2 separate regions of the Mus musculus genome follow, and region 1 is linked to region 2. A link is a contact called in ENCODE POLR2A ChIA-PET data. All regions are on one chromosome and are shown on one strand. The core of a region is the stretch at or near the end of the contact, and the rest is flanking DNA. Distances in the headings are between cores, read along the strand shown. Region 1 holds the start of Tmed1 (transmembrane p24 trafficking protein 1). Region 2 holds the start of Qtrt1 (queuine tRNA-ribosyltransferase catalytic subunit 1).

Region 1 (5,912 bases), core at 2,436-4,935, 98 kb after region 2:
CATGACAATGAAGGGTGAGGAGGCCCACAGCACAGCACATGGGGGCTTTGCACTTTGGGATGAGGAGGAGCTCTGGCTAGCAGAACAGGAACTGCATCCTTGGGACCATCAGGAAAAAAAGGTCCAGGCTAGTGTGGGGGGACTCTTCTGGAGCTCCTCCAGAGCCTTTGTTCTTTCTGGGGTCCAGGAACTGCCCACCTTTCCTAAGGACTCCTCAGGAGTGAGCCAGGCCCAGCAGGTCCAGTGCTGACCCACCTGGCTCAAGTTGTATATATAGAGCTCCTTTGGCCATATTAACCACACAAGCTGAGCCCAGCCCAGGCTCCGCACCCAGAGGTGCCTTTGTGCCTTCCTCAGGCCTGGAGGGCCTCAGCTCTGGCCACCCTCACTCTCCTCAGCCCCGGTTGTGGTTTGGGCTGTATGAACTGGGGAGACATCAGAGGCCTCTTGGCTCCCAACCAGATGTCCCCACAGGGTGGGCCCTGGGTGCCTCTGCAGCCTCGGCTCCCACCGCCTGGATTGACCACTGTTAAGTGCCTGCCTCTGTATATCCTATTAATAAACTAAAATAAAGGGAAGCCCTACTGGTGGCTACGTGTGTGGGCCTTTTGTGTGTGTCCCAGCTCAGGAGATTGAGCACCCCCTCATGAGGCTGCCCACACTCATTTACACGCGTGAGTCTTGTGTCATCTGTTCTGAGCCCCTCTTGTCCCCATCCGTACCAGGCCTCACACACAGTGCTCATGGGAAACAGGAATTCTATCCACCTCTGTGCGATGCTGTGGCCAAGCCCTCCTCCCAGCCCCGCCAGCCACCGGGACCAGGGGACTCAGTTCATTCAGCCATGGTTTATGGTCTTTTTCTTTCGTGCCAGGCGACCACCTCCATTGGCTCCTGCCCGACCTTTCTTCTGAGCTTCGTGGGAGTGTCCCCCCTTCCTGGCTGCCCTGGCTTGAGGCTAGGTCTGTCCCAAGCTGACATCCCTAAGCCCAGTCACCAGGCACTATTAACTTTCTGACCATAATTTATTGACTCCAGTGCCCAGGACAAATGCCCTCTGTTCCTTGAGGCTCATGGGCCAGCCTTCTCTGAGGCCCTGCACCCAGAGAGAAGGAAGGGGCCTCTCCCAAACCACCTACTAGCTGGCTCCCCTCTGGGCCAAGGGGCCAGGGCTCCTTCCTTTCAAATAAAAGTGACTGTCCTGGCAAGAACTCTGCAGATGTGTCTCCTTCCCAGACCCTAGTGAAGTAGGCTTACCCCAGGAGGAGAGCAGAGACATTGCAGTTGGGGTGTCTAGTTGGAGGGTGGGGGGCAGCACCACAGCTTCACCCCATCCTGATAGCTGCAAGACTGAAGCTAAGGCACGATTTCAGGAGAAAGCCAGGGCATCCAAGAGCAGTGTCCCCACACTGCTGCGCCCAGCACTTCCACCCTCCAAGGAACAGGCACAGTCGCTGAGCCCTCCCCCTTCCGAGGGGTCTGTGAGCCATTGGCACTCCCTGGTCACTGAGGAAGGGAGACACATGGGGCCACTGCTAAGGACCCAACTATGTAGTGTCTCATCTGAGTCTGGGAGGTGTCCAGCAAGTCACACACCCGCTGCCCTCATCCTCTGTGGCAGGGGCTACGTGGGTACAGGGCGCTTGTCATGGAAGAAGCGCTTGAGTGTGCAGACTTGCAGGACAGCCACCAGCAGCAACACAGCCACATTGGCAGCTGACCAGAAGTTGACCCGCTCCAGGTTGTCTTCTTGAAGATTTCGATCACGAGCCTCAAAGGCTCGGAGCAGAGTGAGCATCTGGATGCTCCGTTCCAGCCGGGTCCTCATGGTCTCTATGGATTCCTGCCAGGGCACAAAGGAACGGGTCAGGCTGCTTAAGTCAGAATGCCTACCTACCCCACCACGCACGGCTCTGGCTATCCGTTCACCTGCCTCACGTCTTCTCTAGAAACTGAGGGGTTTTCCCCTTGGTGTTTTTTTTTTTGTTTTTTGGGTGGGTGTGAGACTTTTCTTTTTAAGAGGGATTGGGGCACACGTGCATGGCAGACGACCCCAGGTAGCCAGGCTTGGTGCAGTTGCCTTTGCCTATCAAGCCACTTCACCAAACTCTGCTAGTCTGTGCAAGCCAAGGATGACCTTGAACTTGTGATCCTCAGGACCAAGAGAACCATACCCAGTGTGTGCAGTGCTGGGTGTGGGGGCTCAGCTGTGGGAGCGTCCTAGGTAAGTGCTCTGCCAACTCAATTATTCCCGGCCCTTTCTGTTGGTTTTGTGAGACGGGAGCTTGCTATGTAAATAAGGTTGGTCTTGAACTCACTGGCATCCTGCCTCAGCCTCCTCAGAACTGGGATTCTAAGCATGCACCATCATACCCAGCTCACCTTGATGTCTTCCATTTTGACATCAAGCATCTCTTCTGGCTCCACAGCCTCCGCCCAACCTTCTACCTCCTCCTCATCTTGGAAGCTGTCAAAGATGAGCTCAAAGAACACAAGCTTTTCTGAGATGGTGCTGAAGGAGTTGTCAAAGCACAGCCTGTAGTCTCCGGCCTCAGTAGGCTCCACCCTGGGCAGACAGATGAGACATAGACGTGACCCTGGAGTGACCAGCCAGCTGGTCTGTGGAACCAGTAGGATGGTAACCTGAGGCCACTGGGGAGCTGCAGGGCTGTAACTGAACCAAGGCAGGGCAGGACTTCACTCACGTGTGTACCCCATCAGCCTTTCGAGACTCACTGACCAACAGCACACCCTGAGGGCTCTCCAAGGTGAAGTCCACGTCCAGCCCAGCACCTCCGATCACCTGAAGAGCAGGTAAGAATTGGGGAACTGGCAGCTTTGTGCAAGCCTATCTGCCACAGAAAGCCTGGGTTAAACCGAACCGGGAAAGACCCATGTAAGATCACCAAGAACCTATCTTTAAGAAGAAAAAAGAACAACCACAAATCCCAGGTATTTGCTTGAGATAGAGGAGTAGCGCCTGTGGAGGGAGATTAGTCAGAGCTGCACTTCTACCATAGAGTTAGGAAACTCGGGTCGTCGTAGTTTAGCAGCAAGCGGTTTTTGTTTTGTTTTGTTTTGTTTTAACCCAGCAAGCTATTTGGATTCCCCCAAGGGCCTATCTGAAGACCAACATCCATCCACACCTACAAGGTTTCTTCCCAGTCCCTAAGATGGATACATCCACGTGAGGTCTTTTATCAACCACCCTGCCAACGCCCTTGAGTAGTCTAAGGTGGCTGTCTACCTGACCGCTAACTTAATCGTAACCTACCCAACAGCCGCCAGGAACTTCCCTAGAACCCAACCCAAAGAGCTCTGAGCAGAGCATGCCCCTTCTCTGCAAGACTATTAGCGTTCTGGCCACACCTCTGCCCCGCCCCTCCCGCCTGTTGGCCACGCCCCCAGCCCTGCTCTATTCCGAGCCCGGGACCCCCTCTCTCACCTGGTACTCGGTCTCAAGACTAGCATTGGCCGGTGCGGACTGATAGAAACACTGCTTTCTCCCGGCGGGAAGCAGAAATGTGAACTCGCCGTCCTGGATAGGCGGCGGCCCTGCCTCTCCCACTCCTACTGCTGGCAGGAGTAGCCACAGGGCCAGTGCTACGGCCGCGCCGGCCGCCATCATCCGGGTCACCCTCTACTCACGGGGCGTGGACCCTTTAAGGATTTGTCCTGCCCACCTCTTATTTCGGCAAAGCTCATTGGCTTCGGCTTCTGTTCGACCCCAAAGCCGCGGAATGCTGACTGAAGGGCCCCAGGATGGGGAGCTGCCCTGGTAATTGCCTAATCTGCTAGAAAGCATACTAACGCTACTGCGAACTTCGTGAAACCTACCCAAGTCTGATATCAACCACTGCATTTGGTGGGGGCACTGACAAATCTAAAAATGGTGAAGCACTTCTTTACAGGCAACAATTAAGATGACTAAACGGGGAGGTTTGCAGGTCCTCCCTTGGCACCGCCCGCTCTCTGCCTTCCCCAATTCAAGGTGCTTTTGCCCATTGGTCAATCAAGTGTAGGCGTAGCCCTCCGAGGACGGCGGCTTTGTTGGATTCTGATCTCAACTTGTGTGACGGGTGCGACAGGCAGATATGCCAGGTGCTAGTATTCCAATATTGGAGTTCTGGCGATGTTAGTTCAGTGAGCATGGCCTCCCCCGACTGCTTTTCCTTTACACCTTATACCATCCCTAAGGGGGTGGTGGAATGTTTGTTGGTGAGTAGAATACTGCCTCAGCCTGCGTACAATACATCTCAAACCTTTGGGTCAGCAGGTCCACGTGCATCTGTGCTGACACATGCAGTATTCCAGTACTTGAAAGGCTGAGTCGGGAGGTGGAAGGAGTTCGAGGCCATCCTCTCGAACTGGTATGGAACTACATAGTTCCAGACCAGCAAAAAAATCAAGGAATCTATTTTGGGCTTTGAATGGCTCAGAGAACACAGGCGCTTGCTGCTAAACCTAATGACCTTAGTTTAATCCCCATGTGCTACGATAGTGGAAGGTCAGAATTGACTCCTGCAATTGTCCTCTGACCTACACACACACACACACACACACAACACTGTGTGCTTAGCTCTTGTTCACTTGACAAAATAATCTGGCAAGTTGAGTGTCACTTGAGGAATTGCCTGTTGGGCATTTTCAACGTTGCTGGAAGACCCAGCCCACTGTAGATGGTACCTTTCCTAGACAGGTGGGGATGAGCTATATAAGAAAAGTAGCTTGAGCCGGGCGTGGTGGCGCACGCCTTTAATCCCAGCACGCAGGAGGCAGAGACGGGTGGATTTCTGAGTTCGAGGCCAGCCTGGTCTACAGAGTGAGTGCCAGGACATAGGACAGCCAGGGATACACAGAGAAACCCTGTCTCGGGGAAAAAAAAAAAAAAAGAAAGAGAAACCTCAAAAGAATAAAGGTAATTTACAGCAACCAACATCAGCCTAAACAGAACTCAGAACATTTCCACAATCAGGAATAAAACAAGGTGTCCACTCCCCATATCTGCTTAATATAGTACTTGAAGTACTTGAAGTCCTTTTATTTTTTTTTTTTAAACAGTTTCTCTTTGTAGCCCTGGCTATCCTGGAACTCTAGACCAGGCTGGCCTTGAACTCATGGAAATCTGCCTGCCTCTCTCTCCCAAGTACTGGAATTAAAAGCATGTGCCACCACCTCTCAGTAGTCCTTGATGTCTTAGCTAGAGTAAAAAGATACCAGAGGGCTGGTGAGATGGCTCAGTGGTTAAGAGCACTGACTGCTCTTCCGAAGGCCCTGAGTTCAAATCCCAGCAACCACATGGTGGCTCACAACCATCTGTAATGAGATCTGACTCCCTCTTCTGGTGTGTCTGAAGACAGCTATAGTGTAGATACATATAACAATAAATAAATCTTAAAAAAAAAAAAAAAAGATACCAGAAAGATACCAAATGGACACAAATAGGAAAGGAAAAAGACAAAGTTTCTATTTGCAGATACTGTGACTTTATGCATAAAAGACTCTTTAAAAACCCCACCAGGAAACTTGAGGTGAGAAACACTTGCAGCAAAGTAGCAGGGCACAAAATGAACAGGCAGCTGGGTATGATGGAGAGCTCAGCAGCCCAGAGTCAGGAAGGAGGCTCCGAGCGCATTTGACATCCTCCTGGTCTACAAACTGAGTTCCAGGGCAGCCAGGGCTACACAGACAAACCCTGTCTCAAAAGCCAGGAGGGAAAACCCCTTGCTCCTTGTTCACTGCTGCTCTACAATTTCTATGCTAGAAACAGAAACAGCCTACACGTCCATCAGCAGCTGACTTGCTAATGAAAATGTGGTACATTTACCCAACCAAATATTCCTCAGTTGTCTAAAAAGAAATGAAATTCACAGATAGCTGAGCGGAGGCTAAGGTGAAGTAACCCAGACCCA
Region 2 (5,803 bases), core at 1,628-4,127:
TGTCTTGAGAACAACAGGAAAAGTTGGATGTCGAAGCTGGCTGTAGAAGATTATACCTAAAATTTTGAAGCGTGGAGATTGCTGTGAGTGGACAGCCTGGACTGCATCATTCCAGGACAGCATCATCTACAGAGTAAAATCCTGCCTCAACCCAAAAAGTTGCCAGCTACTATGGTAGTACTATGAGCTAGCACTTAAAGGTGGAGGCAGGTTGGCACGCTTTTAATCCCAGCAGTTTGTAGGCAGAGACAGGTGGATCTCTTGACTTTGAGGCCTGCCTGGTCTACAGAGCAAATTCCTGGACAGATTGGACTGACTACAAAGAAAACCTGCCTTGACCAAAAAGCAAGAGGATCAACACCAGCTACTGCGTAGTAAATGTGAGGTCAGCATGAACTATGTGAGAGCTTGTCTCAAAAAATAACCAATACAGGACCGGAGAGATATCTCAGTAGTTCTAGTCCCAGAAATCTGCATGAGAGCTCACAATTGTAACTCCAGTTCCAGGATGCTTTCAGTACATATATGTTCATGTAGGCAAAACACATAAAATTCTTAAATAGCTGGCATAGGTCTAGGGAGCTGAGTAAATGCATAAAGATGACAGCCTGGATTTGGTTTCCTGGGACCAGAGAGCACAGACTCCTGGAAGTTGTACTCTGACCTCCACAAGGATGCTGTGGCAAGTGTGTGGGTATATCTACGCTGACAGTTACACCCACACGCATAAATGTAAGCACTCTAAAGCAGGGCTGTGACCTGGAACACCAGCACTGTGTGTATGGAGAAGTGGTCGTAGAGATGAGGATCGCTGGGGCTGGTTGACTGCCAAGCTGCTTTCAGGTTCAGTGAGACACTGCCTGGGGATTAAGGTGGAGAGCAACAGCAGGTTATTAACCATCCCTTGGCCTCTGCTCACACAAGCACAAGGGCCTTGACTATTCCTCAGCCTCGGTGTCTTGAGGCATTCTGACTAAGCTCAGTCAGCCCTATAACTTCTGGTAATTGGTATTCATTTACTCTTTTTCACTGCAAGAGACTCAGATTCTACCCAGTACCTCTGCCCATCATAGCAGGTTCTGCATAGCAGCTCACTGGGAATATTGTGGGACAATGGTGCCCTCTGCCGGCAGAGGTGGCAGATACGGTTTATATTGACAGAAAATCACTTGGCTATCTTTATTAAATCTCTGGTCAGGGCAGTGGGAACACGTGACTGTACACACACACACACCTCCCTCATTGAATAAAGTAATAGGGTCAAGTTTCTGGGCATTAGATTTCTTTTTGTAATGATAGGAATCCTTTGACAAAAAAATGACTGAGCGCCTGACTACATGCTAGGTCCTTAGTAAATGAACACAGAATGACAGACTATTGTTAGTGACTACATGTATGAAGAGTATGCTATGTGAGTATGTGTGCAGAGGACTCAACCCAGAGCCTTGTGCATGCCAGGGAGAAAGTTGGGTTGTTTTTGTTTAAAAGATTTATTTTGTGTATTTAAGTATTTTGCCTGAATGTGGGTGTGCTACCATCTTACCTGCCTGGTCAGAGGAGGACATCAGATCCACTGGAAATGGAGTTACAGGGGGCTGTGTGTGCTAGGAGTACCATGTCCTCTGGGTACGTGCTCATTAGCCCCTATTTTGATTTTTTTTTGTTTTGTTTTTTTGTTTTTTGAGACAGGGTTTCTCTGTGTAGCTCTGGCTGTCCTGGAACTCACTTTGTAGACCAGGCTGGCCTCGAACTCAGAAATCCGCCTGCCTCTGCCTCCTGAGTGCTGGGATTAAAGGCGTGCGCCACCACGCCCGGCTTTTGATTTTTTTTGTATTTGAGTATACTGCCACTGTTTCAGAAGAAGGCATTGGATCCAATTACAGATGATTGTGAGCCACCATGTGGTCGCTGGGAATTGAACTCAGGACCTCTGGAAGAGCAGTCAGTACTCTTAACCGCTGAGCCATCTCTCCAGCCCTGATTTTTTTTAAAAAATAATTTTATGTGCATTGATGTTTTGCCTGCATGTATGTCAGATTTCGGCATTACAGACAGTTGTGAGCTGCCATGTGGGTGCTGGGAATTGAATCCAGTTCCTCTGGAAGAGCGGTCGGTGCTCTTAACTGCTGAGCCATCAGGTTTTTTTGTTTGTCTGGCTAGGGTTTTTTGTTGTTGTTGCTTTTTGAAACAGGGCTTCTCTATGTAACCCTGGCTGTCCTGGAACTCAGAAATCTGCCTGCCTCTGCCTCCCAAGTGCTGGGATTGCAGTAGTGCCCTACAGTGCCTTTTTTATTGCTTGTTTTTTGAGGTAGTTCACAATATAGCCCTAACTTTCCTGGAGCTTGCTATATAGGCTCACAGAGATCCACCTGCCTCTACCTTTCCTTGTATCAAAGGAGTACAATAACAGGCTTGGCTCCATCTTTTTTTCCCCTCCCTTTTTGTGAGATGAGATCTCTCTGTAGCCCAAGCTGGCAGGAAACTCACTGTGCCGGTGTCGATCTCCAACTGCACATAATCCTTTTTCCTCAGCCTCTGAAATCTTGAGATTCCTGATGAGTTATCATATCCGGCTGTTGTATTTTATACAGCAGAAAAACATGTCTTGGAGTGTTTAAAATACATTTATTGTATGTACGCCCATGCGAATTTGAATGGCTGTCTTGTAGATCCCAGAGACAGGTCATCGGGCTTGGCGCTGTGTATCTTCACTCGGTAAGCCATGGCACTGGGCCTTAGAACGGTGACAGCTATGGGATCTGGAAGTAGAGCACCCAAGCGTGTGGAGGGTGTGGCGTCAGTTGCTATGGTTCCCTATAGCTCTCAGATCACGTGATTCGGGGCACCTCGGCGCTGTCCTCTGTGGTCTCAGGCCACGTGGTTCCGGGACTGAAAATGGCGGCGGTAGGCAGCCCAGGTTCGCTTGAGTCCGCTCCACGAATAATGCGGCTGGTCGCTGAGTGCAGTCGCTCCGGAGCTCGGGCGGGTGAGCTGCGGCTGCCGCATGGAACGGTAGCCACCCCTGTGTTCATGCCTGTGGGTACACAGGCCACCATGAAGGGTATCACCACGGAGCAGCTGGACTCCCTGGGCTGCCGCATCTGCTTGGGCAACACCTACCATCTGGGGCTGAGGCCGGTGTGTGGATTCGATCTGGGGGGTGGGTGGCGAGGGGGTCTTTGGAAAAGTCTGTTGAGTAAGGCCCACAGTGCCGGGGCTCACCCACACCTGGCCGTGGAGCTGCGGGCACCGCTAACTTTTTCTCCCTCACAGGGACCGGAGCTGATCCGGAAAGCCCAGGGTCTTCACGGCTTCATGAATTGGCCCCACAATCTGCTGACGGTGAGTTGGGGTTGCCGCCCTCGGGCGCTGCGTTGAGGTGAGAGGTCCCCAGTCTCAATCTCCTGACAGCTTCGCTGCGGGGTCTCCCCAGGATAGCGGCGGCTTCCAGATGGTGTCCCTCTTCTCCCTGTCCGAGGTGACGGAGGAGGGCGTCCACTTCCGCTCGCCCTACGATGGAGAAGAGACACTTTTGAGCCCAGAGAGGTCGGTGGAGATCCAGAATGCTCTGGGTAAGAGGAGGGCTTCGAACGCCACGTATGGTTTGGATCGTCTTTGAATTTGGACTCTTTCACCTAACGAAAATAAGGATAGCCGGGCGTGGTGGCGCATGCCTTTAATCCCAGCACTCGGGAGGCAGAGGCAGGCAGATTTCTGAGTTCGAGGCCAGCCTGGTCTACAAAGTGAGCTCCAGGACAGCCAGGGCTACACAGAGAAACCCTGTCTCGAAAAACCAAAAAAAAAAAAAAAGAAAAAAAAGAAAAGAAGGATAAAGAATAGGTCCTGTGTTGGGCATGTGCAAGAGTTAATTAGAGTGTTTTGCCAGTGTCCTGGTCTAGATCCTCACTACAGCAAACAAACAAAACAAACACTTTAAAAAGGAGGGTGGGGGGTGGCGCACACCTTTAATCCCAGCACTTGGGAGGCAGAGCCAGGCGGATTTCTGAGTTTGAGGCCAGCCTGGTCTACAAAGTGAGTTCCAGGACAGCCAGGACTACACAGAGAAACCCTGTCTTGAAAACAACAGAGAGAAAAAGTTGGATGTCAAAGCTGGCAGTAGTAGAATTATACCTAAAATCTTGAAGTGTGGGGGTAGGGAGATTGCTGTGAGTGGACAGCCTGGACTGCAGGGCTCAAAGGAAGACACCCTGTCTCAAAGAAAAAAGAAAAAAAAAAAAAAGACAAAGAAGCTGTTTTCATTTCCTGACAAAACAGAGAACTAATGCCAGTACTGTAAGCACAGTACTGAATACAGAGTCATCCTTTTTTATTTATTGGTTTGTTTTATGTGTATGTATTTTATTATTTACTTATTGTTTATTATTTTGGAGAGGGTCTCACTATGCAGCTTCAGCTGGGCAAGAACTCTCTAGGTAGACTGGTAGACCAGGCTGGCCTCAAACACAGATACACCCGCTTTTGCCTCTCCTCTGGAGTGCTGGCATTAAAGACAGGTGCCACCACACCCAGCTGTTAGTGTTCTTAGTAACAAATTGAATTTAATAAAATATTGGTGACAACAAGATAAGATAGTCATGGTTTGGGCCCCTTATTTCCATCCATGTAGTTTATTTTATTTTGTCTTTTTTTTTTTAAGATTTATTTATTTATTTATTATATGTAAGTACACTGTAGCTGTCTTCAGACACTCCAGAAGAGGGAGTCAGATCTCGTGATCGGATGGTTGTGAGCCACCATGTGGTCGCTGGGATTTGAACTCCTGACCTTCGGAAGAGCAGTCCGGGTGCTCTTACCCACTGAGCCATCTCACCAGCCCCCAATTTTGTCTTATTTTTGAGACAGAGACCTACATAGTCTATGCTGGCCTGGACCTCACTTCTGCTTTAACTGAGGTTGACTTTGAACCCCCGATCCTTTTCTCTCACCTCCAGAGTGGTGGAATTACAGTCAAATGCCATCATTCCTAGTTTTATACTGAGGATCAAGGCTTTTTGTATATTACATGAGCATTCGATTCATTGAGCTACATCTACAGTCCAGGACAGTTTATGTTGTGTAGACTGCACATGGGGCTGGAGCCTTGGAACATAAGCTCCAACTCTTTCCCACTTCTGTACAGACGAGTACAAAAGATCTGCTGGGAACTTTATGTCTGATGTCTCCGGTGCTGGGCACGGGCTTTATCGTAAAGCCTTCTTATGAAACCTGTGTTATTATGCTAAGTGGAGCCAGGACAAGCTTTCGTGACAGGGGCTGCCCTGAGTCCCTGTATCTTCGGATAGCAGGATAAGGTTGCTGTGGTAACACCATGACCAAAAAAAACTGGGGGGAGAAAGGGTTTATTTCATCTTACAAATAGCCCCTCATTAAGGATTTAAGGAAGGTGGTCTCAAACTGAGCCACGTGCTAATCCACCAGCTCTCTGAGCCCTGGCCCTAGTTCTTGTATGTAAATGCAGGCTCTCCCTATACCATGTTGTGTGCACTGAAACACACTCTCTTGTTAGGAGGGTAACAGGCATGCTCAGCCACACTTGGCTTTGCCACACCTGGATCAGCCACACCTGGCTCTGCCTTTTGCTTTGCTTTGTTTTTGTTTGTTTTGTGAGAAAGAACAAAGCTTTGTTGCTCAGCCTGGCCCTTCCTTCTTCTCCTGGTTTTGATCTAAAGCCCTCTGTCTGTGTTTTGGATTCCTCCTGTCACTGTGATAAAACAGCCTAAGCCAGTTGAGGAGGAAAGGGTTGATTTTTATTGGGCTTATACTTCCTGGTCGCAGGTGATCA

What was found. ChIA-PET counts read pairs that join two places held with the same protein, here RNA polymerase II (POLR2A).
Region 1: POLR2A ChIA-PET joins it to region 2 with 19 read pairs in Patski. The contact joins the promoter of Tmed1 here to the promoter of Qtrt1 in region 2. POLR2A ChIA-PET finds 5 or more read pairs at or near these places in 3 of 5 experiments (Patski and embryonic stem cell).

What each region holds. Positions count from the first base shown.
Region 1 is chr9:21,506,549-21,512,460 of GRCm38, forward strand. It overlaps Tmed1 (transmembrane p24 trafficking protein 1), which reads right to left and starts at 3,686. Exons shown (of 4, transcript NM_010744.4): 1 at 3,446-3,686; 2 at 2,706-2,803; 3 at 2,383-2,566; 4 at 832-1,843. The coding sequence starts at 3,628. The coding sequence ends at 1,625. Dnm2 (dynamin 2) reads left to right here. Exons shown (of 21, transcript NM_001253893.1): 21 at 1-598.
Region 2 is chr9:21,408,960-21,414,762 of GRCm38, forward strand. Qtrt1 (queuine tRNA-ribosyltransferase catalytic subunit 1) reads left to right here and starts at 2,878. Exons shown (of 10, transcript NM_021888.2): 1 at 2,878-3,138; 2 at 3,274-3,342; 3 at 3,434-3,572. The coding sequence starts at 2,896. Gm16853 (predicted gene, 16853) reads right to left here and starts at 2,761. Exons shown (of 5, transcript NR_045742.1): 1 at 2,488-2,761.